Regions from separate parts of the Homo sapiens genome. Here region 1 is linked to region 2. The links are chromatin loops, found by intact Hi-C in ENCODE. Cell type or tissue: CD4-positive, alpha-beta T cell. All regions are shown on one strand. Links, peaks and the distances in the headings refer to the core of each region. The heading gives the core; the rest is flanking DNA.

What was found. A loop is a pair of places that touch in the nucleus more often than their neighbours do. Peaks named below come from ENCODE experiments on the same cell type or tissue, not always from the same donor. Only the 100,000 strongest peaks of a DNase experiment are listed, where the experiment ranks them.
Region 1: it touches region 2 in a loop (5-fold over the local background); 10 of 110 quality-filtered maps call a loop at or near these places.

What each region holds. Positions count from the first base shown.
Region 1 is chr1:24,375,969-24,388,868 of GRCh38, forward strand. It overlaps STPG1 (sperm tail PG-rich repeat containing 1), which reads right to left. Exons shown (of 9, transcript NM_001199013.2): 4 at 7,934-8,035; 5 at 3,685-3,855. Among named protein-coding and RNA genes, the nearest start is that of STPG1, 31 kb to the right of the region's middle. RefSeq lists an enhancer at 8,552-8,601 and a silencer at 11,808-12,034. In CD4-positive, alpha-beta T cell, for the core only: a CTCF peak has its summit at 9,400 (motif pointing right); DNase peaks (open chromatin) are centred at 8,443, 9,403 and 9,813.
Region 2 is chr1:24,822,603-24,838,841 of GRCh38, forward strand. CLIC4 (chloride intracellular channel 4) reads left to right here. Exons shown (of 6, transcript NM_013943.3): 4 at 4,408-4,514. Among named protein-coding and RNA genes, the nearest start is that of CLIC4, 85 kb to the left of the region's middle. In CD4-positive, alpha-beta T cell, for the core only: CTCF peaks have their summits at 8,282 (motif pointing left) and 8,482; a DNase peak (open chromatin) is centred at 8,269.

The sequences.
Region 1 (12,900 bases), core at 6,494-11,493, 450 kb before region 2:
CTAATACTGGTGGAGGGACAGAGGTAGGAGAGAATATGAAAGAAATTGCATCTGGTTTTTGTTTTGTTTTGAGATGGGGTCTCACTCTGCCACCTAGGCTGGAGTGCAGTAGTGTGATCTTGGCTCACTGCAACCTCCACTTTCCAGGTTCAAGCAATTCTCTTGCCTCAGCCTCCCGAGTAGCTGGGATTACAGGTGTGTGCCACCATGCCTGGCTTATTTTTGTATTTTTAGTAGAGGCGAGGTTTCACTATATTGGCCAGGCTGGTCTCAAACTCCTGACCTCAGGTGATCTGTCCACCTTGGCCTCCCAAAGTGCTGGGATTACAGGCGTGAGCCACTGTGCCTGGCCTGCACCTGGTTTTTGATGCAGTGGTTTCCCTTGGGAAGTAGAATTATAAGGGACTTCCACTTTCTAATTAATGGGTTTCTACAGGGCTTGAATATATTTTATGATGAGCGTGTATTATTTTCAGGGTCATATTAAGACAATAATGAACAAAAAACATGCGCCTAAATGTATCTATTGGCAGAAGGACACAATTCTATCTTGGGAAGAGGTCCTTTCTAGATTAACAGCTGCATACTACTGGAAAGTTATTCCTTTGATGTCATAAACATTGATTGGATGCTTACTGCATCCCAGGACCTGTGCTGGGCATTGGAGACAGGAAGCCGGGTGAAGGAGTAGACAGTGATTCGGGGAGAATGGTGCATGAAACACTGACGGCAGCATCCTTCAGCTACAACCGGGAGGCTGCAGAGAGGGGCATCCGCACAGACAGTCGGTGCCTGTGTTTTTCTCCCAAGTAGCCTGGTTCCCACTTGGGACTGACAAAGGGGCAATGGCTAAGCCCCTTTCTGATCACTTTCTTGTATCACACCTTGCCATCTCTCCTGTTAGCATAATAATCTCCTCGCTGGTTTTCCAGAACCCACTCTCCAACCCACACTGCAGTCCATTCACCACACAGCAGCTGGAAGGAACTTTTTAAAAAATATGTCAGATTGGCTGGAAGCTGTGGCTCATGCCTGTAATCCCAGCACTTTGGGAGGCCGAGGTGGATGGATTACGAGGTCAGGAGTTTGAGACAAGCCTGGCCAACATGGTGAAACCCCATCTCTACTAAAAAAAAAAAAATACAAAAATTAGTTGGGCATGGTGGCATGTGCCTGTAATCCCAGCTGAGGCAGGAGAATTACTTGAATTGGGGAGGCGGAGGTTGCAGTGAGCCAAGATCGTGCCACTGCACTCCAGCCTGGGCGACAGAGCAAGACTCCATCTAAAAAAAAAGCATCAGATCACACCACCCCATACCTCCAGCCCCACTCATGGGCTTCCTAGGACCCAGAGAACAAAATGTGAACTTCCTCCTGGGATCTTCAGGGCCCTGTGTGAATTGGCCGGTGTCTGTCTGGTGCCCCCTTCTCCCTTCTCCTCTTGCTCATCCTACACTAGCCACTCAACCTTCCTGAAGGTCCTCGTGGGCTGGGCTCCTTGCTATACCAGGACCTTGGCACATGCTCTTTCTCCAACCCTGGCTCTTCCTCAATCCTTGGGTCTCAGTCTCGGAGCCTTCTCTGACCACCAAGTCAGAGAAGGCTGACTTGGTACTGCCAACCTCCATATCTCCCACATATTCTCCCTCAAGCTCCAGCTGTCCCTCAAAGTTGACCACAGTTTGTAATTATTTTGTTTGTTTACCTGTTCTTTTCTGAATTCCCCACTGGAATCTAAGCTGTATCACCAGCCTGGCACAGAGGAGCAACAGGATCCACAGAGGGAAGCCTGTCAGGGCTGGAATGAGGTGACTTTGATCATTCCCCAGCTTTCCACCCCAGCCATCCACTGGTGCCCACTGAAGTGCAAATGATGCCTTCAAGCTGGGTAACTGTGCAAGTCCCTTCACCTCTCTGAGCCTTAGCTTTCTCTTCTTTATACTGGGAACAAGATAATCCACTTTATGGATTCACTTGTGAGTATTAAATATGATTAATACATAACTCTTAGACCAGCACTTAGTACATGAGAAGTGCTTCATCCTCCTCCTCCTCCTCCTCATCATTTTCAGGCTCTGATTATGCCGAGGGAAGACTGCCTGGAGTTGGACTGCCCAGTATAGTAGCCACAGGTTGCATGTGGCTATTGGCCCTGGAAACGTGGCTGGCCCAAATTAAAATGTGCTGGAAGAATAAAACACATACTGGATTTTAAAGACTCACTACAAGGAAAATAGTCTTCCTCAAATATAAAATTCATAACTTTTATATTGATTAGTGTTGAAATGATAATATTTTGGATCTGTTGGGTAAACTATATTACTCAAATTAACTTCATCTGTCCCTTTTTCTTTTTAGATGTGGCTACTAGAAAATCTTAAATGAGGCCGGGCACGGTGGCTCCCGCCTGTAATCCCAGCACTTTGGGAGGCCGAGGCAGGTGGATCACGAGATCAGGAGATTGAGACCATCCTGGCTAACCCAGTGAAACCCCATCTCTACTAAAAATACAAAAAATTAGCCGGGTGTGGTGGCGGGTGCCTGTAGTCCCAGCAACTTGGGAGGCTGAGGCAGGAGAATGGTGTGAACCCAGGAGGTGGAGCCTGCAGATTGCACCACTGCTCTCCAGCCTGGGCAACAGAGCAAGACTCCGTCTCAAAAAAAAGCTTGAATCCATCATAGAAGGTGGGCAGGATTTTTGTAGTCAGAAAAATAATTATTAATTATCAATATTATGAAGGAAAAAAGGAAATGGTATAATAAATGTATAAAACCAAAATAGTTTGGAAAATGGCATAACATTAATGTCTTAAGTACAATTCATATCTTGCGCACTTCAGAGTGCTTTCACGTTCGTTGCCTTATGGTAACCCTGTAGGGCAAGTAGAATTGATTCCATTGTACAGTGGGGGCTGTGACTTACTTACTTGCTTGTATTTAAGGGTAAGTAAATACCCTTCATGTACTAACAAAGACAGCCCTACCAATCTCCATGTATTGTGTGGTCCTTGTGTGACTGGTGCTGTCCTGGGCATGAAGCATACATTATCTCATTTAATATTTGCATTAACACGATGAGGTGAACATACATCACCATTTTACAGATCAGTAAACTAAGCCCTGGAAAGGTTAAGGGACTTGCCGAAGGCCGCACAGTTAGAAAGTGGCAACAGATGAGAGCTAAACCAAACCTTCCTGAGTCCATCTCTTAACCATCCATGCCATTCTGCGTCAGTGAATACAAAGCGATCATAATTGGCACAGCAGGGCACGACTGTTAAAACACCTATTTTCTGATATGAAAGTTTATTTTCCCTAGAAGAACCTAAAAAGTAAATCATTAGTGGCTGCAGACAAAGTGGTAAATAATACACCCATTGTTACAGATGAGAAAACTACGTCCCAGAAAGGTTACAGGACAAGAGTAATTAGAATATGTGTTTCTCAGGGCAGTGGCCTCCCCACAGCTTGATACTGGCCTCCATGTTGCCCATCCTGATCTCTGGGGTCTGCAAATTCCCTGTAAGAGTCTTGTACAGCCTTAGGCACCCATTGGGTAGTCAACAAATGCTAACTGGCTTGACAACTGCATTAAAATACGATGTCCCCAAGATCCCCTCTTCCTTTTATTTTAGTAAACCATTAATTCGATCTGTATTTAGCAAGCATAGGCAGAGTTCTTACATTGTAATAGTTTGGTGCAGGAGTTTCAAACTTGAGAGCTTTCATAAAGCTTGGCAACTGGAACATGCTGGAACACGAATTACTAAAGTCTCTCTTGGAAATAAAATCCGATGGGATAGTGTATGCATTCGCTGCAGGGTATTTAGAAATGATGGTGTCCAATCGGGCGCACTGTAAGGAGACAACCAAAGGAATCAGCATTGTCACATAATATTGTGGATCTGAAGGACAGATGTCAAAAAGATGGTGACCAGCACAAGGTCTAAATGCATTTTATAAAAGGCGAAACTCTGGCAGTAACAATGATAAACTGACCTCAGGCTTTGAGGATCTTCCCTTGGAAAACGCAAGTTCAGACCTGTACTCGCTTCTGTAAACTAACTCAAATTATTCATCTTCTGTTTGGGACTTGGCAAAAATGATTTTGCCATAAATGCATTTCCACCCAATCCTGTTCCAGGCCACTTACCCTTGACTCATCAGCTGTTGGGTAATTTATGTGATAGGAAGCTTTAGATGCTCTTCTCAGCCTAGGCTTTTCTTCTGAGTAAAATCTCACATCTTGTTTCTAAGGTTAAATGATCTGAACTGCCTAAGCAACGAGTTTGCTTCAAACAAAGCTCCAGGGGGCTTGTTGTCCATCTGTGCCTCCTACCCTCCACCAAATTACTGTTTTCATCAAATCCTACAGTATTTTCACGGTTTAACAGAACCAATCCCACCCTTTCAGGAAGCCACGATAAATTATCTTCAGTTAAAAAACAAACAGAATCAATGTTTGTCAAAAGAACAGGGACAAAAGTCACAGAAACTCAGTGATAACATCACTTTCCCCTAAGATAGCATGGCAAGTATTGGAGTCTGATAAAACAAAAAATTTCCCACTATTTAATGGTCAAAAGCTTGAGAACATTGCCCTGGATTTTCTCACTTGATAGGAATCAATAACTACACAAACACAGAAAGTGGGTGAGCCAAAAGGAAGGCATTAGGGCCCCCCTACTTCACTCTGTGCTTGGTGGTGACGGTCCTCAGCGTCTGGTTTATGGACCCCCACTAGCATTTGGGGGGGTGTAGCACCAGAAGCGGGAGTGTTCTTGTCCAGAGCCTAAGTTGTTCAGAGCCTAACCTGGGTTCAAGCCCCAGCTCAACCCCAGCCTCTTCAGTAATGGGAAGTTAACTCCAACGCTGATCTGTTCCTTGAGTATCCAACTCTGCCAAACTCGAATTCTAATAAGAAGTGGCTACATGCAGTGTGTAAGGATTTGCTGATGCTCCTAGAAGTAAGGTCACCCCAGCTTTGAACGTGCTTCATCTTTTTCATTCTGGCCAAGAGTTAACCAATACCTTTGGTGGGTTTTTGTGTTGAATCCTCAGGACAACCCTGAGCAGTGGATCTTATGATTATCTCTACTTTACAGATGAGGAAGCTGAACTTCCCCAGCTAATTCAGGCGGAGGACCAGCATTCCTACCCAAGCAGTCAGCCTCCACTACATGACATGGATCAGAGAGCCCATTCTAAAGGGGAAAGGGTTGAGCGACATGGCTCTGGGATAACAGCAAGCCCATTCAATCATAGACTCTTTTTTGGTTTAGAACACCTACAACTTACATTTTGAAAATGAAAAAACTTCTTCCCAAAAAAGTCCCAGTAGAGGCAATGTTTTATAAAGTATCGTAATAGAATTAGTCTCAGAATGTGGCTACAGTAACACTCACTCACCAACACTACACACCCCTTGGTTTACTTGCCAGGCCTGTGGCCTCCAATCTGGCCAAATGCCGGCATTTATGAACTTCTCTCCAGCACCTACTAACTTTTCTAGAGCCACTCCTGCCAGCATGCAAATACAGAGAGGCCATCAAACTCTCCACCCACCTGCCTCATACACTTCTCCTAGTCAGTCCTGTGGAAGATTCTGGAGCAAAGATTTGGAATATACTAATAAAGCTCTTTATATCATTCAGACTTAGAGAGATGACAGGTCTCTCAAAAGGTTGGGTGTAGTTGTTTCAACAGTCATGAGGAAGTTTCTAAAATTTATAGACCCACAGAGTTTTTTGGTCAGCCTCACCCATAATCACATTCCTACTGGTCATTCTGATCTTTCTCTGATGAGAGCTACTTTTAATTCCCTCTAAGTCTTGGGATGCAGAAGCGGAGGAGGTGCTAAAGGTGAAAGTTACTGAAAGAGGCGGTGGGGTGGGGGATATGAAATTCTCATCCAGTTCACACGGGAATGAGGTAAAACGCAGAGATCTCCTAATAGATCGCCATCGACCACTTCAGGCACCCATCCCCAGGTACAGGACCTTAAGTGCTTATACCTGAGTGTAACATAACTATAAATACAAATTCCCATATTTGTGAAAGGGAGGAGAGGGGGAAGCCTGAGCAGCTCAAAGTCTGCCTTCTTTAGGGTTTGGTTCTGAATTTTTTAAAGGCCTGAAAGGCGTGGCTAGGTTCTGTAACACTCAGCTCTTGCCTTGGGCCCCTTCTCCTCCAGATAGTCAGGCTTTTCATTTGGAAAGTTACCGCACGCAAAGCCTTGTAGACAACCAATCGTGTCCTCTGATTCAGTCTCTTTGTTGGCACCAAGAAGGAATGGGCAGTGCCATTATTTAGCAAAGAAGTTCTCGGAGAGAAAACCTAGGTGTTGCAGGAAGTATTGTTTGTGACTCAGGTGGTAACAATCATAATATTTAGCATGTTTATAATGCTTTGCTGTTTCAAAGAGCATTTCACTCATTGCAACGTTAATTTGCCCAGTGCCTCCAGGGAGTCTCCACTTTCATGAGGCAACTGGGACACAGAAGGGTGACGTGCTTGAGGTCACGTCAAGAATCCACAGCTGAGGCAGGATCAGGTCTGAAGTCTTGTCTTCTACACCAGGACTTCATGAGACGGCACTTCTTTTGAGCTTCTTTCCTAGCAGAGCTGGTGGCAGAAAAATAGGTAGAGGCATGGCTGTTCTGTGGACCTACTGAGGCCATGTACAAACTCAGCTTCTTCGGTAATGGGGAGTTAACTCCAAAGCTGGTCTGTTCCTTGAGTATCCGATTCTGCCAAATTCGAATTCCAATAAGATGTAGCTACATTTAGTGTGTCTTAAATGGTCCCTTTGTGTGGTTAAAAAAAAAAATCAATTCCAATGTCAGGCATCATAATACATCTGTGCAAGAAATTATTATAACTTTTAAAGGGACAAGATGGCATATGTTTGTTAATTTAATGTTAGAGTCTGGGCTTGCTTTCTTTTCACTTTTTTTTTTTTTGGACAGAGTCTGCCTCTGTCACCCAGGCTGGAGTGTGATGGTGAAATCATAGTTCACTGCAGCCTCAACCTCCTGGGCTCAAGTGATCCTCCCACCTCAGCCTCCCGAGTAGCTGGGACTATCGACACACATCACCACTCCTGGCTAATTTTTAAATTATTTTGTAGAGATGGGGTCTCACTATGTTGCCCGAGCTGGTCTTGAACTCCTGGGCTTAAGTGATCTTCCCGCATTGGCCTTCCGAAATGCTGGCATTATAGGCATGAGCCACCGTGCCTGTCCACTTTTCACTTTTCTTCCTCAGGTAGCCTTACCCTAGTTTGTATCTTTCCCCTTGCTGTATCTGTTTTTCTTGACCATTTATCTATTTTGCTGTATCTATTTTTCTTGACAATGTATAAACATTTTTAAGAAGCCTATCTTTGCCCAACTCTGGTCAGGGTCATTGGCAATTCATATAGCTACTTGATTGTTACAGCCCTCAACAAAAATTAAGTCCCATATCTTACGAAGAGAAGGAAAGGGGTGGGGCCAGTACTTTTCAGGCCCACTGCCGGCTTTCTTTTTAGTCCTATCAGATTTCTCAATAGTTTGACAACCAATTAGATTAAGCATTGTAAAAATCATATTACACCAAGATGTGTAAGAGTAACTATTTCCTGGCATGCCTAAACATCTCAGGAAAATACTTGCTTAGTGCACTCAGTGATAACAAAATTGGTTTGGAAGGATCAAGTTCTCAAGATTCCTCTGGCTTCTCTTCCCACCCTGGCAGTGGGTAGAGATGGGAAAAAGTTACTTAGAGACACAGGGTCCAATTTACTTGCATGAAATTTGAGGAGGCAGTTACTCTCCTAATTAGAACCATAGGCCTTTGGAGAGAAAGGACCAGATGTCCAATATATAATTATGCAATGAATGAAGGAAATTACTGACCAGTTAATGCTTTACTCAAGAGAAGTGGTTCTCACCATTGAGGGAAACATGCAAGTTCCTTTCTTGGACAATGAGACACTGTTGGACACCGGTGACTGGTGAATAACATTGTAGAACCCAGGTCCTGGGATATCATTCTGAAAGGGAAGAGAAGGTGGTGTCATCGAGATACTTCAATTCCATTGTGCTTTTCCACAGGCTTTACATCCATTAACACTAAGCCTTACTGTAATCCCACAGCACAGGCGCTACCACCACTTGGTGGGTGACAGCCTAGCTCCACCATTTCCTGACTTGCCCGATCTTCGTCTCAGTTACCAAGTGGTGGGGCTGGAATTCCAAGCCAGGCTAGACTCCCAAAGCCCTTGCTCTTTCCACTATGCCCTGCCGCATTCCAAAAGAACACAGTTGTTTTTTCAAGTCATTAGAGAAATGGGCCTAAAGTGGGACACTGAATGCGGCTGATGTGCAAGTCAGTGTGCAGTGATTGGGTAAGCCAGACCCACGGCAAGGGAAGGGTGAGCGATTTCATGTTCACCCCACCCCACCTGACTCAGCTTCCTCCTCAGCCTTTCAGAAGAGAAACCAGGGAGTGTTTCTGTTTATAAAGCAAAATGAAACAAAAACAACCTTCAACCCAAACCAGGCCATTTCTAACTCTCAGACAAAAAGAGGCAAGCTCTTGAGGCTCAAGTGCTGAATGATGCAGGCATGTGAGAGAGGAATAAGTGAGAGGTCACTTCCAAGTTCATTTCTGCTGCGGGAGCTCATCGGGCTTTCATTGCATTTCCCATGCTAGTTACCAGGGGGAAGTAAATGTTGACAGAAGTTGGCTGAGTGGTGTGAAATGCTAAGGATGCTCCACTGTGGCAAGAGGTTCCTGGGTACCTGCTTGGTGTCAGAAGCTTTTCAAAGTTGGTCTCATTTTCACCATCAGCCAGTGATGAAGGGATTACTGTCCCCCGTTGATAAATGGAGACACTAAGGCACGTGGAGATGAATTTGCCCAAGGTCCCGCTGCTGTAAGTGGCAGTACCTGACTTCAGTGCCAAGCGCACGGTGTGTGCTGTCTTGTTTACTCCTCACAACAAGCCTTTTACAGTGAGGTATGATCAGGGCTACTTTAAGGAAAGTGAGGCCCAGAGACACAGCTAGTAAGTGGCAAACCCCAGAGCTGAACCGAGACAGCCCGACTCCAGAGCTTGCTGTCTCCAATCTCTGCCACTCAGGCCTGTCCTGTCTCCACCATCCCTACTGCCTTCCTTAGGGTAGAAAGCCCAAGGTACCATCAGTGCCTTCCAGGACTTTCCAGTCTGGCTGGGCAGTGTGTAATTATGGTTTCATATAAGGGATAGGGTCAAAGTGCTGTTAACGGGTTCTTCTGTGCTGACTTTTAAATGCAGTGAGTCCTTTCACCCTTGCCCCATGGGAGGTGACGACAGGGGTGCTGATTCCTGCTTTAGGTGAGAATGATCCCCGGTGGACGGAAGAGGAACTGACTGCCATGGAGAGTGAGGCAGGCAGCAGGAGGCACTGTGGAGCCAGGTACTCCAGCACCCCAGGCCGAGAGCCCAGGAGAACCCTCGTGTTGTGGATGCAGATGCGAAGGGCTATGGGGAGACAAGGAAGAGATTTTTCTAGGCAACTGTTTTCAGGGCAAGCATCAATTTCTCGAGTGCTCATTTTGTGCCATGCACTGTTCTGAGGACTTTACATGTACTATTAGCTCACTTAATCTCCATTTTAAAGAAGTTGGGGCCAAAAGAGATAAGGCCCACATAACTAGTAAATGTCAGAGCCAGAACCGAGGCATTCTGACCACAGAGTCTGCTCTTAACCACGAAACCAAACTAATTCTCAAATGAGATTACATAGGATTAAAAAAATCCCCACCGGGTTATGAATCAGAAATTGTAGTCTCAGTGCTGCCACACGCTAAGTGATCTTGAGCAAGTCACCTCTCTGGGCTTCCTTATTTGTAAGTCCAAGGTGTTGGGCCTTGGGTGCTTTTGAGCTTCCAGAGTCCCTGAATCTAGGAAAGCTGACACAGGAAGTGTCACTGTGACTCTTCTAGGTTTAAATAGTAGATAGTGAAGACACACACCTCTAGCTCCCGGTTATCACCACACTCTGAACCTGACCATCAGTTTGCAAGAATTTTCTGAGCACTCATATGTGTCTGAGGAGCTAGGGGTTCCAGACAAAATGCAAGACCTAAATGCCGGCTCCATCCTACCTGCCCAGTTAAATTAGAATTTCAGATAAACTGCAGATGATGATTTTAGTATATCCCATGCAATATTTGGGACATACTTGTACTAACAGAGTTGCCATTTATCTGAAATTCTAATTTAACTGGACATCTCGTGTTTTCATTTGCTGAAGCTCACAACTTTCCTGGGCTTTAACACACTTTAATTCTGCCACTTTGCATACTGGCTTGAGTCCAAGGCAAATGGCAAGAAGGCTGTTACCACTTAGCCTGGAGGAATGGAGTGCTGCCTGTTTGTTCTTAGTGAGCAAAAAGAGAGTCCTCCAGGCAGCGGCAGCTGGAGCTGGCCAGCGGCAGCTTGTGAGGACAACTGTTAAAAATTCCAAAATGTTGCTGCTGGTGGCTTGAAGTTGGCCACGGTGGCAGTATTTATGTCACAAAAACGGGCAGATGCTACATCTCAGCACTTTTCTTCGAGGAGGGTAAATGGTGGTTGACCAGCACACCACCGCCTTCGTGCAACGCCCAAGTAGGTCTCTGGGAGGGAAATGTCAAGCGTTCTCCTGTGACTTCTAGAGGTGGGCGGATGCCACCCTCAGAGAGGCCTTTCGCCTGTGCAAAAACAGTTCCTGCGACTGACATTCTGTGACTTGGATGAATTTAGCCTCTCAGAGCAAATCCCAGAGAACGAGAATCCAAGTTGTGACTGGTGTGAACTTAGCCACTCCTTGGTTTCTTGGCAAAAACCAAATAAACAAACAAAACAAAAACATGTATGGGGAGGGAGAAGGGAAGAGAACTCGCATTTACTAGTGCTCTAGGGAAGCCCTACCCACTGTCTCCTTTGCTGCCTCTAAGTGTGAGGATTGAAGGGGTCAATACACATAAAGTGGGTGGAACAGCGCCGATGCGGCCCGCCATCATCATCATCACCATCACCATCACCACGCACGATGTTGCCTGCTACTGCCTCCATGGAGCCAGGACCCTCCCTTGGGAGTCACAAACCTTCAGAGTGGGACTGAGCAGCTTATTAGCAGCCTGTTGAAGTGCCCTGCGTGGGATGGGGGCAAAAATGCAATTTAGCGGACACTGATTGAAACCTACTGTGCATCAGGACCTGTGCCAAGGATGGAAGATACAGGCGCAACCTGTTAGCAGCTCACAGGGTTTAGGAATGGGAGGAAGGAGATGTATCACAACAGTGCTCATGGATGGATGTGTGGTCGTGACTCCATGGGAAATGCGCAGATTTGAGTTGGGGGCATTTGATCCATTTTTGAGGGGTTTGTGGGGTCTGGAAAGGACAGCAATGACCACTGCCCAAGGAGCTCCTAGGCAGGTGGTGGAGGTAAGACAGCACACACATTAACCTTGTGTCAAGGGCATAAGACGAGCTGTGGGAGGTGCCTCCACCTCGGGAAGATGCTGGGGAAACAGGGTCTGAGGACCAGGAGCTGCTACCTGGGTTCATCCTCACTCTGCCCAGCCTCCACTGCACCAGCTACTTCACCCTCTTTTCATCTCAGGATCATTATCTGAAAAGTATGGATAATGATGGGATTTAGCTCATGGGGTTATTATGGGGATTAAATGAGGTAATAAATGCAAAGGTCTTTGAGGGGTACCTGGCATGTCATGAGTGCCAGCCCAGTGTTTGCAGACCCCTTAGGAAGGGGTACTGGTGACTGATACAGAGAAGTCAGGCTTCACAGAGCAGGGAGGCAGGACAGACCCTACTGTGGGTCAGATATGCAGCTGAGGGCACACTTGGGGCAGCTGTCCCCTTGAACATGGTGACTTCTGCAAACTGAACCTCTTTCATTTAAACATCCCTGGTCTAGTGTCATATCAAGTTAATAAGTGAACAATATTAACTTTGTACGATTTCATCACAAATTAACCACTGGCTGGCTTCCCATTTGGGAGGGTAGATTTACTATGTAATGGTATTAACATATATTTTTAAATTGTGCCCATCTAGAGCACATGGTACCTATGTCCTACCTGTATTTATTTATTCAAGCCTGGAAGGGATGAGGTGTAGAACCATGAAATACTCATTCCTGGCAAGGGCTTACCTACCTATTACAACATCTTTATTTTTAGGATGAGGAAACAGAGAAGCAAAGACATTAAGTGGTGTCCTTAGGGGTACACAGTTTGGGAAACAGTGACCACAATCCAGGGTGAAGTGGAGACAGAAACAGGGAGGCGGGGGTAGAAAATGGCCGGCAGGCTGCTGGGCCATGCTCTGCCACATAGATCAGGCATGTCTCTTCACCTACGCAAAGTTACCAGCACATCTGTAAATAACTCGAAAATGTTCAGGAAAACAGACTTCATTTCTAGCAGCCAAAATTGCCAGTCCCGACACTGAGCTCTGTGAAGGATTCACTGTACTCTGCAGTAAGATTCTCATGGGGAATGTGAGCTGGGCAAGGAGACCTTGATGGTTCACTGCAAAGTTAGCCTCACAAGGTAAGTGCACATTTCAAAGGGCACTGATTCTCTGTGTCAAAGATGTGCTAAGGTGGGCCACAGGACTACTGCGAGGAGGCAGCCATGTTCGATCTGGAGCAACGGTGTGGGTGACTAATGCTTTAAGAAGGGTGGTGAAGCCCTGGAGTTTTCAAATCTGTCTTTAATTTGTATTGCCTCACTAAATTATCAGGTGATGTTAAACAAGATCTTTAACTTCTCAATGGCCATTTCCCTCGGGAAAAATGAGAACGAACATAGAATAGGAATTTGTTTTTCTGTTTTTATAACTTGAGGAGACCACAAAAA
Region 2 (16,239 bases), core at 6,157-11,156:
CTGGGATTACAGGTGTGAGCCACAGTGCCTGCCCTTACTTAATTCAGTGAATGCTTTGAAAAAGCAGGTGAATCTTAACTCTTCTGATGAATTTTTATTTATTTGTATGCATTGAAACAGCATGTTTGAAGTGGGAATGTCGCCTTCTTAGTGGGCTCTATGGACCCAGAATGTGAAATGCTAATTAATTAGCATAATTTTCATCATGCAGAATTGTTTCTAGGGGATGAGTGGGAGGAGGAAGAGTTTCTGGGATCACAAGCTGCATTTATTTTCCTTCCCTCTATTGTGCTATATTGTTCTAGGGCACCCAGGGACCATTCTGTCTCACTGCCTTTTCCTTCCAGAACAAGGAGGTCTCAGGTCTTTATTGCTAGTCTTCTTCAGGCTCTGCTTGTAAGACTGTTTCTAAATAGGATAAGGAGAAAAAGGAGAAGAATTGTGCAAGCTTGTAGACTGGAATCTAGCATTTCTAATAACATGTTTTTGTCATTTGATGTACTGAGAACTGAGTGGTTTTTTGTGAACACTTCCTGATTTAATCATGACAAATATAAATACAGGCAATTGTCTATTCTAGAGTTGCTTAACATTGAGAGGCTAATGAAAAGCTCAAATCAGATAACTTTTACTGGTATGTGTGGCTATAGGTTTTAAAGTGAACTTTTTCTTCTTCTCTGGGGAAAGTATTTTTGTGTATGTTTTATAGTTCTTGCTTGAATGAAGAAACCACTTTGCTAAAAAACTTTGAGACTTGGATTTTTAACTGAAACAGCCTAGATATACTTAGCTAACTTACTGATAAAAGGATAAAATAGAAGGAAGCGAGATAAATTTGGAGGGGCATGCTATAAAATGTTATTAAACCTTTTTTAAAAATGAGACATACAGGCCGGGTGTGGTAGCTCACGCCTGTAATCCCAGCACTTTGGGAGGCCAAGGCGGGTGGATCATGAGGTCAGCAGTTTGAGACCAGCCTGACCAACATGGTGAAACCCTGTTTCTAATAAAAACACAAAAAATTAGCTGGGCGTGGTGACGGGCGCCTGTAATCCCAGCGACTTGGGAGGCTGAGGCAGGAGAATCGCTTGAAACCGGAAGGCGGAGGTTGCAGTGAGCGGAGATTGCGCCACTGTACTCTAGCCTGGACAATAAGAGCAAAACTCTGTCTCAAAAAAAAAAAAAAAAAAGACATACAAAAAAGGAATTTACAAGGCTAATCAGCCTTCATTTTTATATTTACACCAGAAAGGAGAAAATGCCTGAGATCTTTCCTAAAAGCATGGAAACATTCTTAGCTAGTCTAAAATGTTAAGAGTCTGTGATGTAAGCAGAATTAAGGACTTATCTGAAAGTCTAAATACCCTGGGTGCTCATGTCTATTCTGTCATTGACACTTAGCCTTTTATTATTTGCCTCCCTTTTGCTAAGTGTTAAAATGAGTTCTCACAATAATTGAAAACCATTGCTTGATCAAGCTATTTGCTAAAGCCAATAATAATGCATAAATTACAATGTAATGTTTGGGGAAGATGCAAAAAAGTTGATTTTGAACCTACTGGTTTAGAATTTGATTTATCTTTTAGAGATAATCTAATCTGTAATAGAAACAAACAAACAAACAAAAACACTAGACCTGGGGACAGGAGATTTCAGTTTTAGTTTGTCAATACTTTTTTTTTTTGAGACGCAGTCTCGCTCTGTCACCCGGGCTGAGTGCAGTGGCATGATCTCTGCTCACTGCAACCTCTGCTTCCTGGTCTCAAGCAATTCTCCTGCCTCAGACTCCTGAGAAGCTGGGATTACAGGCACCCGCTACCATGCCTGGCTGATTTTTGTATTTTTAGTGGAGACAGAGTTTTGCCATGTTGGCCAGGCTAGTCTCGAACTCCTGACCTCAATTGATCCGCCCACCTTGGCATCCCAAAGTGCTGGGATTACAGGCATGAGCCACTGTGCTTGGTCTCGTTTGTCAATACTTTTAATTAGCTGAGTGATTTGGGGGCCAAGTGTGTAAGCTTTCTGGAACATAATTTCCTTTTAGGTAAAATGAGAGATCTGAGGTGAACATTCTCTTATAGCTATACTATTCTGTGCATTAAATTAATAGTACAGGCTGGGTGCAGTGGCTCAGGCCTGTAATCCCAGCACTTTGGGAGGCTGAGGCAGGAGGATCACTTGAGCCCAGGAGTTCAACACTAGCCTGGGCAACATGGGGAAACCTCGTCTCTACAAAAAAATACAAAAAGCTAGCCAAGTGTGGTGGCACATGCCTGTAGTCCCAGCTACTCAGGAGGCTGAGGTGGGAGGATCGCTTGAGCCCAGGAGGTTGAGGCTGCAGTGAGCAAGATCCTGCCACTACACTCCACCCTGGGTGACAGAGGGAGACCCTGTCACACACACACACACACACACACACACACACACACACACACACAAAAGTACAAAATTAGTAATACATCTCAGAGGGACAACAGGGCATATTACAAGAATTACACTGTATGTATGAATGATGAATATATAAATGATCTGTAATTCAAGCCTGCCTTCCCGAAAATTATTTTAAGAACTATGAGGCTTACTTCATTAGTACAATTAGGTACAGCTAAATAGTGGTTGCGGAAAAGGAGAATTTGGGAAACTTGGCTATAGGAAGACATAGATGTATTGAAAAGGCATTATGTTCACTGCGCTATTTTTTGTTTGAAATGAGTCAATGATGGTCCTGTATCACAAGCAGTACAAACATTTAAACTGGAGGCTTGTTTGTATAGTCAAGGAAAATCCAGGGATGGTGGATCTGTGATTAACTGTTTCAGCCCAGGCAGAAACAAAGAAAATGGAGAGGGTAAAGGGCCCTATAGTTGGCGATGTGTGGTTAATGTATGGCTAGATAGATATAGATATCTAAATTCAGGTGAAACTCACTGTAATTTTTACAGAAAAACTCTTTATGTAAATAATTGTGTTTATAAGATAAATCTTTAAGCTTAAAAAATGAGAGCTATCTAGAGACTAGGTACACTTATTAAAAAAGATGTCTTGAGCATATAGGTGTTCCATAGATATTTTATATCTTCCTTACCAATATAGTACTCTGCCCAATATTTAGAAGATATATCTCTTCCTGAATTCAAAATAGTAAACAGAAGATACATGAATATAAAAGCTGAAACACAACTTGCAACTGAACTGAATTTTGAAAACTACTTCCCCTTCGTTTTTAAAGAAAGCTGGCAAGACAATGTCTTCAAATAAATGAGTTGAAATAATTAGTACACTGTAAGGTTTTTTCTAAAGTCTTATTGCTCCCAAGTCCATTTTCTAGTGACGTTTTGCAGGACCTTCAAGCTGATTAATCTTCCCTAAAATGGGGCTAAGAATCTGAATTCTTCTAGCCCTGACTCCTGGGGCTGACATGAGTCCTCCTAAAGGGAAGATGAATAATTGAGCTTTTTCATATATTTTCCAGTTTGAAGAAGAAATATACACAGAGTATGTGTGTTTTAAATCTAAACAGTGAAATATACATTTTTGTGTGTGTTTTAGAAAGCTGGTGTATTACATCTGTTCTAAAAGTAGAAAAATTTGACAACACAATAGAACACTTGTCAGTGTGCTTTCTGACATCTCATTTTGTTGTTGTTCGGTGCTACCCTCATAAATATTCTAGGGAATGTGTAATATAAGGGAGGTTTTGGGAAATCCCAGGTGTAGGTTTCAAGCGATTGATCCGCCTCCTTTTGTTTTTGTCCTTAACCTGCTATGGGTGATCATGATGCTTGACCAGCCTAGGCGCTTTTCCTGCCGTTGGGGTTCTCTGGCTGGTTTAGTGCAGGACATACTAAGGATCTGGTTGGCACTGCTGTTTGAGAAGGCGCGTGAGCTGTGCTGTCTGGTGACTACTGAGCACTTGAAATGTGACTAGTGCAACTGAGGAAGTGAATTTTTAATTTTGTTTGTGATTAATTTAAATTCATATTCAAATAGGTACATGGCACTAGTGGCTACTGTACTGGACAATGAAGATAGAGAACATTTCCATCATCACAGAAAGTTCTCTTGGACAGCACTGCTCTAGCAATCTCATTCCAAGACTCCCATTGGCCTGGCAGAAATCTCTGAACAAGTCAACTGTTTCCCCAGCATTCTAATTTATCAGATGGAGGTGGAGTGCACATGCCCTGTGGTTGCCAAGAATATTAATATGTGAACAAAAACATAGTGCAGAGCTTTGTCTCGTAAGGAAAAAACAGTTTTTAAAAATACCATAGAAAACAAATGATGGTATTTCTTATAGTAATAACTATTAAAAGACGTCTAGTAACTGCTAGCATGGTGGTTTGAGAGAACTTATGCTAATTCATCTTTGAAGGATCTATAATCCATATCACTTTTTCTATTTAGGTACTTAAAGCTTTCACCAAAACACCCAGAATCAAATACTGCTGGAATGGACATCTTTGCCAAATTCTCTGCATATATCAAGAATTCAAGGCCAGAGGCTAATGAAGGTAAAAAACAAAAACTTGAATTAACATTGCAACAAAAAACCCCAAACAACAACAGGCTGTTATTATGACAGTGATTATAAATGAGTACTTTAGAGTCCAGCCATTCCCATAAGTAATAAAAACTGTCTTTCAGAGTTGGTCAGAAATTGGACAATAAACTGGAATAAGTCCCTATGTTGCTATTTTTCCATGTTTCTAGCTAGTAGCACAGTATATAGTAAGTGTGTGATAAAATGCTTCTTGAATGAAGTTTATTTCATCTTATTTTGAGAAGTTACTGTGAAGGGAGCTAGGCAAAGAATTAATGGTGCATCAGAAACAGTGGATTGTGTGGTTGTGGTGGTTTAGCATAGATTGGTTGAGCTTAATTTAAACTGTAACTAAATGTTTATTGTTGAGTGCCTGCAGCCTAGAGTCAGTCTGAGGTTTTTTTTTTTTTTTTTTTGCTTTGTTTTGTTTTTGTTGTTGTTGTTTTTGCTAATTACCCTTGAGCAATGTTTGGAGTTGCTTTAAGAGGGTAATTAGACATACTATCCTTCCAAATTTCTCTGCATCTTCAAGCTGGAATTTCATTTTCAAGTCATGTTTTCGCGGTAAGAGTTGTTTAGGTAGTACAGATGCAATTTTCTTTTATTTATTAAAGGACACTATTTTTATTATTTTATTCACCAAATGAATGTATAGTGTAGGGAGGTCTCTTTGGAAGAGGTTCCATTCAGTGAACCTTGTCTTAACTACAGCATTTAGTAATTTCCTTTTCTCTTCGGGATGTTAAGCAGAGTTCTCTCTGGGGAAAACTGTGTAGCACACATTAGTGTTTATTTGAAAGTAACCCAATAACCAAAAATGCTAGCTTCTAAAAATATTTATCATAGTTCCAGATAGTTTCCTAGCTTGAGTGGGATTCTTTTGAGAAGAAGTTTATGTCAGCAAATGAACAAGAATACCAAAGGGGAAAATATCAGTGCTGGTTAAACAAGAATGAATATCTTTTTAAAAAGTGAAATACTTGCTAATTTCCTTATGTTATTTCAGTACTATTATTATAAAATGCTGCAATTTTAAAATTTAGTATTGGATTCCAATGTCTTTTGCTCTTGATTTTTGGAATAATACTTAACTACATGAAATGTTTTTCTACAGTGAAGGGAAAAAAGGGAAAAATGTTAGTGCTCAGGTCTGGCTTGTATCTGTTAATAATGTATTCCAGTAGCTGCCATGGTTTGGAAGCAATTTTCTTTAGTAATTGGCTTTTTTTTTTCCTGACTAATGTTTCTGTCTAAGCAATTTATACATTAAGCAAGTGGTTATGTTGGAGCCCCTCCTTTCCACAGACAGTGTCTTTTCTGTTCTGCGCTTCATGCGAGCTAACTGTTCTTTTCATAAAACTACCCTTTTATACTTAGATGCCCCTGCTGCATACTTCTTTGAACAATCTTAGTTACAGTTATGTTTTTATTTTTCCATGTGGTTTTTTGGGAGTTGGAGGGTGGTTAAATTTCTTCTGACACTTAGTGGGGAGGAGAAAGGAATAAAATGTGTTTGCTTCCCCTTTGAGGGATGAGGATGGGGCGGGGTGGGGGTGGGGCGGGAATAAAAAGGTTAGAAAGTGACTCATTTAAGTATAACTTTGTATTCTATTTTTTCCCTATCAATTTGTTATTATCTTAAGTAGCCACCTACTCTTCCTGTCCTCAGAATGCTGTAACCAATAAGAACAAACAACATAATATAATACATGGTACATAATCTAGAAGGCTTTATATTAAATTACCTGCTGGTAAATAAAAGTTCCAGTTGCCAAGCAACTTCTCTCCACAGGGACCTGTTGAGGCCATGACACTTTAGAAAACAATATTTCAAATCACTTTGGAGCTTAATGGGCCCTCCTTATGTATGTTTGCCGCAGGCCTCAGATCCATTTAGTGCAATCAAATGCCTTTAGTAGTCCTAGGAAATTAGTGATTCTCCTTTTTATTTCCCCCAACCCCCACCCAGATGCTGACAATTTACACAGAGATGAATTTGTCGTTTTACATGGTAAATCAGAGTAGACAAGTCTGATTAGTTTTACCACCTATTAAATATTTTCAAAATCCAATATGTTTGGACAATTTTAAGACCTTTTAGGACTTAATTCTAAGTAAGGGATTCAATGCCTGAATGCTACAGTTTTGGGCTAATGAAACTGAAATAGAAGGGCTAGTGGTTAGGTTGGGGTACAAAGTAAACAAGTAAAATGTGAAGAATAAAGGGAGAGACACTGATGATAGATAGATAACACATATATAATTCTTTTGATAACACGTTCAAGTTGATTGGGAGTAAAAGTTTATGTAACCATTTAGGCAGTCAAAGAGAAGCTCATGGGTAATTTCTTTTGTGGGGATGTATTAAGTATGACCTGTCCCCAGATCTCCTACTTTTTTTAAGTTCTGTGATGGCATTAATTTATGTAATTTGCTAAGGTCCCAACTGTGACTAGTCATTGATATTTATAATACTCAGTCATTGATATTTATAATACTCATAAAAGAGATGTGAACTTAGCATTGTTGAATGTACTCTGAGGCATATTTCATGATGTCCAAATTCCTATATTTAGATGGAGGCAAGGAATCTAGAGGTTCTGATTAGTTCCTTTTTATTCAGGATCCTCTCCTTTCTCCTCTCCCCACTACTCCTGCCTTTCTCTCTGGAAAAGTGTTGGAAGTCAGAGGATGGTTGTGCATTATTGTAGCAGTAAGCCTGCATTGTATATTGAATTATCTTTAAATACCCATTACCTCTTTCTATTTTCCACTGATGTGTAACTTAGCCTTAAAACTTGTTTGTATAAGGTTACCCTTTATTAAGACTGCGGTAGGTAGCTTGAAAATATGGTTTTATCCATGTCAGTGCTTACAATTTTTAGTCTTTGTTTTAGTCATTGTAAATTATCTTGTTTTTCAATAACCGAAGTGCTCTTATTACATTTAATGTTTTCTGCCTTGAATTTTACTCATTCAAATCATACAAATAACAGAGAATACATGATTGTTGAAAAAGTTAAAATAGTATAGAAATAAATTTAATAAAACTTAATTGCCCCTCTTTAATCACATTACATGACCTCTTCAACAATTTAGTGTTCTTTTTTCTATGTAATTTTGCAAACATTTCTGTAAGTACGTATTATGTGCATACATTATGCAGTTATACTTTTCACTTATATGGTAGAAATGCTTCTATATCAAAATATAGATCTACCTCAATTTTTAGAAATTCTGCTTTGTATTTTATAATATGGATTTTCATTTAACCATTTCCATGTTGATAGACATCTAGATTGTCTCAAGTTTTTTTTTTTTCTTCACTATAATAAACAATGCTGCTGGTGAATGTCCTTGAGCTAGATTCCAAATAGTTCAAAAAGTTTGTGCATTTTAAATTTTGCTCTATTTTGCTAAATTGTTCTCCAAAAGTCTATACCAGTTTATATTCCCACAAACATGAAAGTATTCATTACCCTACACTTAGGACCCTGGTGTGTGTTAATCTTTGTAATTTTGCTGTGTTCTCTTAGACAAGAAAGGGTGTTTTGACTTTCATAATTACTTTTAAACTGATTTTGTTGCTCTGTTGCACTTAAAAATTTTTTGAGAGCTTTATGAAATAGCTTCTTAGGGATACCAGCATTACTACATCGGGGTATTGGAGAATAATAGTGCTACTTATTAGCTATAAGACAGGGAGCTACTTTGTGATGGCTTGCTACTGCCTTCTAGTGGTTAATTTTGACATTTTCTTTATATTTACATACTCCTTTGTGATGATTGGTCTTGAAAACTGTATTGTGTTTATTGAATGATGCTGTTTAGTACTTTTTGATATTTCTGTTTGTGTTTGTTTTATTGGCCATACCTTATGTTGATACATATAATTGTATCAAACTAATTCATCATTCTTTGTTTTCATTAATATACCCTTGTTATGACATTCTTAACTATGAAAAATTACTAACACCGTAGTCAGGTATAGCAATTCGACTTCATCAGAAGTGCTTTGCTAAGTACAAAATTATAGAGAAAACAGTCATTGTAATGTTATGCTAGACTCTTAATTTTCTTTTGAAAAAAATTTATTTAAATGAGACAAGGTCTCACCACATTGCCCAGGCTGGTCTTGACCTCCTGGACTCAAGCAATCCACCCAGCTTGGCCTCCCAAAGTGCTGAGATTACAGGCGTGAACCACTGTGTCTTGCACTGACGAATACTATGTTATAAACCTTGTAAATTTAGGATATTTGATTTTTATATATATAATTCAGGAAAAACATTAATTTAGAGCAGGTCTAAGGTTAAACATTTGCTCAAAAACTTGTCAAAACACTCAAATAGCATTTGAGACAATAATTCAATGTTTGAATTCAGGCAACATTATCTTCCCCACAGACTGATTCCATTCATTGTAATCTGATCAAAGAACAAGTCCTTGTACTCTAATATGTTCTTGTTCTGCATTCACTACTTTTATTTTTTTGGTTTTTTGTTTGTTTTGTTTAAGAGTCTTGCTCTGTCACCCAGGCTGGAGTGCAGTGGCACGATCTCGGCTCACTGCAACCTCCACCTCCCGGGTTCAAGTGATTCTCCTACCTCAGCCTCCTGCGTAGCTGGGACTACAGGCGTGCACCACCATGCCTGGCTAAGTTTTGTATTTTTAGTAGATACGAGGTCTCATCATGTTGGCCAGGCTGGTCTTGAACTGCTGACCTCAGGTGATCTACCTGCCTTGGCTTGCCAAAGTACTGAGATGACAGGTGTGAAGCACCATGCCCGGCCATGCATTCACTGCCTTTAATAAGAAGCATATTAACTCTTGTTTTACAACCTTGAGATTCTGCTCTCTCCTTTTCTCTTTTTTCCTCTTAAATATACCCATAGAAAGTGTTTCATCGTTTCCTGGAATTCTTACTGACCTAGCTGTTTCTCACATTGTATTCTCCTGTTAATTTATAAACTTTACATTTCAGCTAACTATATGCATTATTGCTGGCCTGAATATAATTAATAAAAATTTATGTTTATTATTTTATGTTTTTGATTTTTTATTTTTTTTATTTTTTATTTTTTTTTTCTTTTGAGCAGTAACGTTTTATTTTTTATTTTTTTATTTTTTATTTTTTTTATTTTTTATTTTTATTGATCATTCTTGGGTGTTTCTCGCAGAGGGGGATTTGGCAGGGTCATAGGACAATAGTGGAGGGAAGGTCAGCAGATAAACAAGTGAACAAAGGTCTCTGGTTTTCCTAGGCAGAGGACCCTGCTGCCTTCCGCAGTGTTTGTGTCCCTGGGTACTTAAGATTAGGGAGTGGTGATGACTCTTAACGAGCATGCTGCCTTCAAGCATCTGTTTAACAAAGCACATCTTGCACCGCCCTTAATCCATTTAACCCTGAGTGGACACAGCACATGTCTCAGAGAGCACAGGGTTGGGGATAAGGTCACAGATCAACAGGATCCCAAGGCAGAAGAATTTTTCTTAGTACAGAACAAAATGAAAAGTCTCCCATGTCTACTTCTATCCACACAGACCCAGCAACCATCCGATTTCTCAATTTTTTCCCCACCCTTCCCGCCTTTCTATTCCACAAAACCGCCATTGTCATCATGGCCCATCCCCAATGAGCCGCTGGGCACACCTCCCAGACGGGGTCGTGGCCGGGCAGAGGGGCTCCTCACTTCCCAGTAGGGGCGGCCCGGCAGAAGTGCCCCTCACCTCCCAGATGGGGCGGCTGGCCGGGCGGGGGGCTGACCCCCCCACCGCCCTCCCGGACGGGGCGGCTGGCCAGGCAGAGGGGCTCCTCACTTCCCAGTAGGGGCGGCCGGGCAGAGGCGCCCCTCACCTCCTGGATAGGGCGGCTGGCCGGGCGGGGGGCTGTTCCCCCCACCTCCCTCCCGGACGGGGCGGCTGGCCGGGCAGAGGGGTCCTCACTTCCCAGTAGGGGCGGCCGGGCAGAGGCGCCCCTCACCTCCCGGACGGGGCGGCTGGCCAGGCAGGGGGCTGATCCCCCCACCTCCCTCCCGGACGGGGCGGCTGGCCGGGCGGGGGGCTGACCCCCCCCACCTCCCTCCCGGACGGGGCGGCTGGCTGGGCAGAGGGGTCCTCACTTCCCAGTAGGGGCGGCCGGGCAGAGGCGCCCCTCACCTCCCGGACGGGGCGGCTGGCCAGGCAGGGGGCTGATCCCCCCACCTCCCTCCCGGACGGGGCGGCTGGCCGGGCAGGGGGCTGACCCCCCCACCTCCCTCCCGGACGGGGCGGCTGGCCGGGCAGGGGGCTGACCCCCCCTCCCCCCTCCCGGACGGGGCGGCTGGCCGGGCGGGGGGCTGACCCCCCCACCTCCCTCCCGGATGGGGCGGCTGGCCAGGCGGGGGGCTGACCCCCCCACCTCCCTCCTGGGCGGGGCGGCTGGCCGGGCAGAGGGGCTCCTCACTTCCCAGTAGGGGCGGCCGGGCAGAGGCGCCCCTCACCTCCCGGACGGGGCGGCTGGCCAGGCGGGGGGCTGACCCCCCACCTCCCTCCCGGACTGGGCGGCTGGCCGGGCGGGGGGTTGACCCCCCCACCTCCCTCCTGGACGGGGCGACTGGCCGGGCAGAGGGGCTCCTCACTTCCCAGTAGGGGCGGCCGGGCAGAGGAGCCCCTCACCTCCCGGCCGGGGCGGCTGGCCGACCCCCCCCCCCCCCCCCCGCCTCCCTCCCGGACGGGGCGGCTGGCCGGGCAGAGGGGCTCCTCACTTCCCAGTAGGGGCGGCCGGGCAGAGGAGCCCCTCACCTCCCGGACGGGGCGGCTGGCCGGGCAGGGGGCTGACCCCCCCCACCTCCCTCCCGGACGGGGTGGCTGCCGGGCGGAGACGCTCCTCACTTCCCAGACGGGGTGGTTGCCAGACGGAGGGGCTCCTCACTTCTCAGACGGGGCGGTTGCCAGGCAGAGGGTTTCCTCACTTCTCAGACGGAGCGGCCGGGCAGAGACACTCCTCACCTCCCAGACAGGGTTGCGGCCCAGCAGAGGCGCTCCTCACATCCCAGACAGGGCGGTGGGGCAGAGGTGCTCCCCACATCTCAGACGATGGGCGGCCGGGCAGAGACGCTCCTCACTTCCTAGATGGGATGGCGGCGGGGAAGAGGCGCTTCTCGCTTCCTAGATGGGATGGCGGCCGGGCAGAGACGCTCCTCACTTTCCACACTGGGCAGCCAGGCAGAGGGGCTCCTCACATCCCAGACGATGGGTGGCCAAGCAGAGACGCTCCTCACTTCCCAGACGGGGTGGCGGCCGGGCAGAGGCTGCAATCTCGGCTCTTTGGGAGGCCAAGGCAGGCGGCTGGGAGGTGGTTGTAGCGAGCCGAGATCACGCCACTGCACTCCAGCCTGGGCACCATTGAGCACTGAGTGAACGAGACTCCATCTGCAATCCCGGCACCTCGGGAGGCCGAGGCTGGCGGATCACTCGCGGTTAGGAGCTGGAGACCAGCCCGGCCAACACAGCGAAACCCCATCTCCACCAAAAAAAAACGAAAACCAGTCAGGCGTGGCGGCGCGCGCCTGCAATCGCAGGCACTCGGCAGGCTGAGGCAGGAGAATCAGGCAGGGAGGTTGCAGTGAGCCGAGATGGCAGCAGTACCGTCCAGCTTTGGCTCGGCATGAGAGGGAGAGGGAGACGGGAGAGGGAGAGGGAGACGGGAGAGGGAGAGGGAGACGGGAGAGGGAGAGGGAGACGGGAGAGGGAGACGGGAGAGGGAGAGGGAGACGGGAGAGGGAGACGGGAGAGGGAGAGGGAGAGGGAGACGGGAGAGGGAGAGGGAGACGGGAGAGGGAGACGGGAGAGGGAGAGGGAGACGGGAGAGGGCGAGCAGTAACGTTTTATATTGATTTTTTATTTTTAAGTGGCTTGTTTCTCTTGTCACTTCTGTAGTTGAGCTCTGCTAATGTCTCAACTTTATTTTACTGGGTTCCAGTGCCCTCTGCTGGTTATGTTTCATCTAAGAAATAAGCTAACTTGATCATTGGCTATGGCTAGCATGATCCTTTAATAATAAAATGGGTAGATCTTTGACCTTGCCACTTATCACTTAGGTAGGTAACACATTCTAATTTGTTTGATATTTTCCTAAGTAAAAAATATTACCGGGTCAGGTGCGGTGGCTCACGCCTGTAATCCCAGCACTTGGGGAGGCCAAGGCAGGTGGATCGCTTGAAGCCAGGAGTTCGAGACCAGCCTGACCAACATGGCATAACCCCATCTCTACTAAAAATACAAAAATCAGCCAGGCGTGGTTGCTCACGCCTATAATCCCAGCTACTCGGGAGGCTGAGGCAGGAGAGTCACTTGAAACTGGGAGGCGGAGGTTGCAGCGAGCTGAGATTGCACCACTGCACTCCAGCCTGGGCGACAGAGTGTGAGAATCTGTCTATAAATAAATAAATAAATAAATTTTAAAAATGTAGAATTAAATACATAACAATAATAGCATATAGGACAGAAAGGAGGTTAATGGGGTTCTAAGGTCTTTGCATTATCCTGGAAGTGGCAACAGTTATAATTAAACTTTAATGAGTCAAGGAAACAAAGACTAGAAAAGGATGTATATTAAGCTAATAGAGGTGGAAATAGAGGAATAATTTTTAAAAATGTAATCCATAGGAAGGTAGGAGAGAAGAAAAGAACACAGAACAGGTGGACAAATAAGAAGTATATAGCAGATTTGAACCAGAGTTTTTAGTAATGACATTGAATATACATTATTTAAATATTCCAAATGAAAAAACAAAGTTTACCAACTGGATTAAAAACAATGTTGCTTATGTACAAGACTGTATCTATCTGTCTATCTATGAAACACACAAATACATACATGAAATGTGGATCCAGGAGAGCTAAAAATGAAATAGTATAAATACTAACCTAAAGAAAGTTGACAAAGCCACACTGACATTGGATGAAGTAGACTTTAAGGAAAGAAGCATTATGAGATAATGAAGCGTGTTCCAGACTGATTTAAAAAGGTTAATCAGGAAGATAAAATAATTCTAAACTTATCTTACCAAATAACTAACCTGAAAATATAAGCCAAACTGACAGAACTAAAAGAGACAGATCAATCCACAGTCATAGTGGGGGATCTTAACTTACCCCCTTAGTAACTGTTAGAATCAACCGCAAAAGGAAAAAAATGAGAAGATAAAATTGAACAATACAGTGAACAAATTTAATCTCATATATGTATATACATATCTCACTGTACTTCAGAATATACTTTTGTTTTTCAAATGCACATGGAACAAAATTGATGGTAAAGCTGGGCCATAAAACAAAGCTAAAAATTTTTCCAAAAAAATTGAAAACGAGGAATGTTTCTCAATCAAAGAAAATATGATAGATATCAATAACAAAAGTACAGCTAGAACGGGGCACAGTGGCTCATGCCTGTAATCCCAGCACTTAGGGAGGCTGAGGTGGGCAGATCACTTGAGCTCAGTAGTTCAAGACCAACTTTGGCAACATAGCTAAACCCTCTGTCTACAAAAAATACAAAAATTTGACAGGTGCAGTGGCATGTGCCTATAGTCCCAGCTACTCAGGAGGCTGAGGTGGGAGGATCGCATGAGCCCAGGAGTTCGAGGTTGCAGTGAGCCGAGATCGTGCCATTGCACCCCAGCCTGGGTGATAGGAGTGAAACCTTGTCTCAAAAATGAAAAAAACAAAAGCTACAGCTAGAAAGTTTCTACATGTTTGAAAATTAATTAGTATATTTCTAAATAATCCACAGATTGAAAAAGAATAAAGTGATGAAAATACAGAATGTCTACATTTGTGAGATATGGCTAAAACTGTGCTTAGAGGGAATTTTTTAGTTCCAAAAGCCTATATTAGAAAAGAAGAGAGCTAAATATTGGTGAAGTAAAAGTTTAGAAATACTAAAGAGCAGAATATAAGGAAGTAGAAAACAAACATGACATTGAACAAGGAAGCTAAAAGCTGGTTCTTTGCAAAGTCTAACAAATAAAAAAAATGGATAAATCCTTGAAAAGAAAAATCAAGAAAAGTGAGAGAAGACAGCAAAAACCAATATTGGAAATAAAAAGGAGGATTGCTACAGATCTTACATTAAAATGATTTTTGGAGGATATTATGAAAAAATTTATGCTTATAATTTTGAAACTATTGGAGAAATTTACAGAAAGTACAGTGTAACAAAATTGACACAAGGAGGAATTAAAAATGTGAATATTCTTATATCATTTAAATTTCTTATAATTAAAAAGAAAACTCCAGATCCAGATGGCTTCACTGTTGAACTCTTCCAAGCATTTGAGGAAGAAGTAAGGTTATACTTTCATATACCTTTCCAGGGAACAGAAAAGAGGGAATGCTTTCTACCTTGCTTTTTGAGGGCAGGGAGCCTTGATACCAGAACCATACAAGAACATCAAAAGAAAGGACAATTTCAAGCCAATCTTTCTTTAATATAGATGCAAAAGTCTGAAATAAAATATACCAAATCCAGCAACATAACAAAAGGTAGTACAACCAAGTTGGGTTTCTCAGGAATGGAAGATTGTTTAAAAATTCAGAAATCTGGCCGGTTGCAGTGACTCACACCTGCAATCCCAGCACTTTGGGAGGACCAGGCAGGCGGATCACTTGAGGTCAGGAGTTCGAGATTAGCCTGGCTAACATGGTGAAACCCGGTCTTCTCCGCAGACTATTCCTCCTACCTATCCTTTAAATGATGTTCCTTAGGGCTTTCTCTAGGCCCTCTGCTTCTCCTTTACTCCATGGTTTCGGTGTTCATTTATGTTCTCATAACTTCTAAACACGTTGCTCCAGCTCAGTGCGTGACACTTGAAACCATATTTGTCTGTCTATTGGACATCTCTACTCACATGTCTTACAGGCACCTCAAACTCAGCATGAACTCATCTCCGTAGCCCCTAAATCGGTTTCTCCTTGGGAAGGTAAATGGCTCAGTAAATGACACCAGCATTCACCCTGGGAGTCTTTAGTTTGTTGACCAGCTTCTCTATACTACCCTCTGTCCCCAAGATCTAAACTCTCTGAGGATAGGAATGTATTAGGTTTTATTCAACAGTGAATTTAACAATCCTTAGAATAAGACTTGGCATGTAGGAGGGGCTCAATTATATTTTGTTGAATACATCTTCCCCCCTTTCTCCATATTCACTTTGGTTTCTGAACTCTGTTAGTTTTTATTTCCTAAAATCCGTTCATTCCTTTTTATGCCTATAGCCCCTTACCTAACTAAGACTACCATCTATTACCTGGACTACCATGAAGGGACCAAGGGCTGAGTGGGTGGCTGCAATTTGGAAGAAGAGGTTTGGGGTTAGGACATATGTACATTGCTGGTAAAATATCTAAGATGCAGGCCTTTACCTTTTTCCTTAAAGGACACAACTGAATTCAGACTTAAAACTACATGGTTTGCCACCTCATGATATTTAACTTTCTTTTATGGCCAGTTACCACAATCATCTGTGTAAGTTCATCTATTCTGAGAGTGAGGGGGAAGGTGGCTTTGGAAGGAAAGGATAAGAAAGGATAATAGAAGATCTGTCTGTTGTTATTCCATATTTTTAATGACATTCCTACCCCCTTTCTGCTGAGGGCCACTAACCTTGACTTTCCAGATATACAGTGGTGCTCTGTCCCACTTTAATGAATGCCAT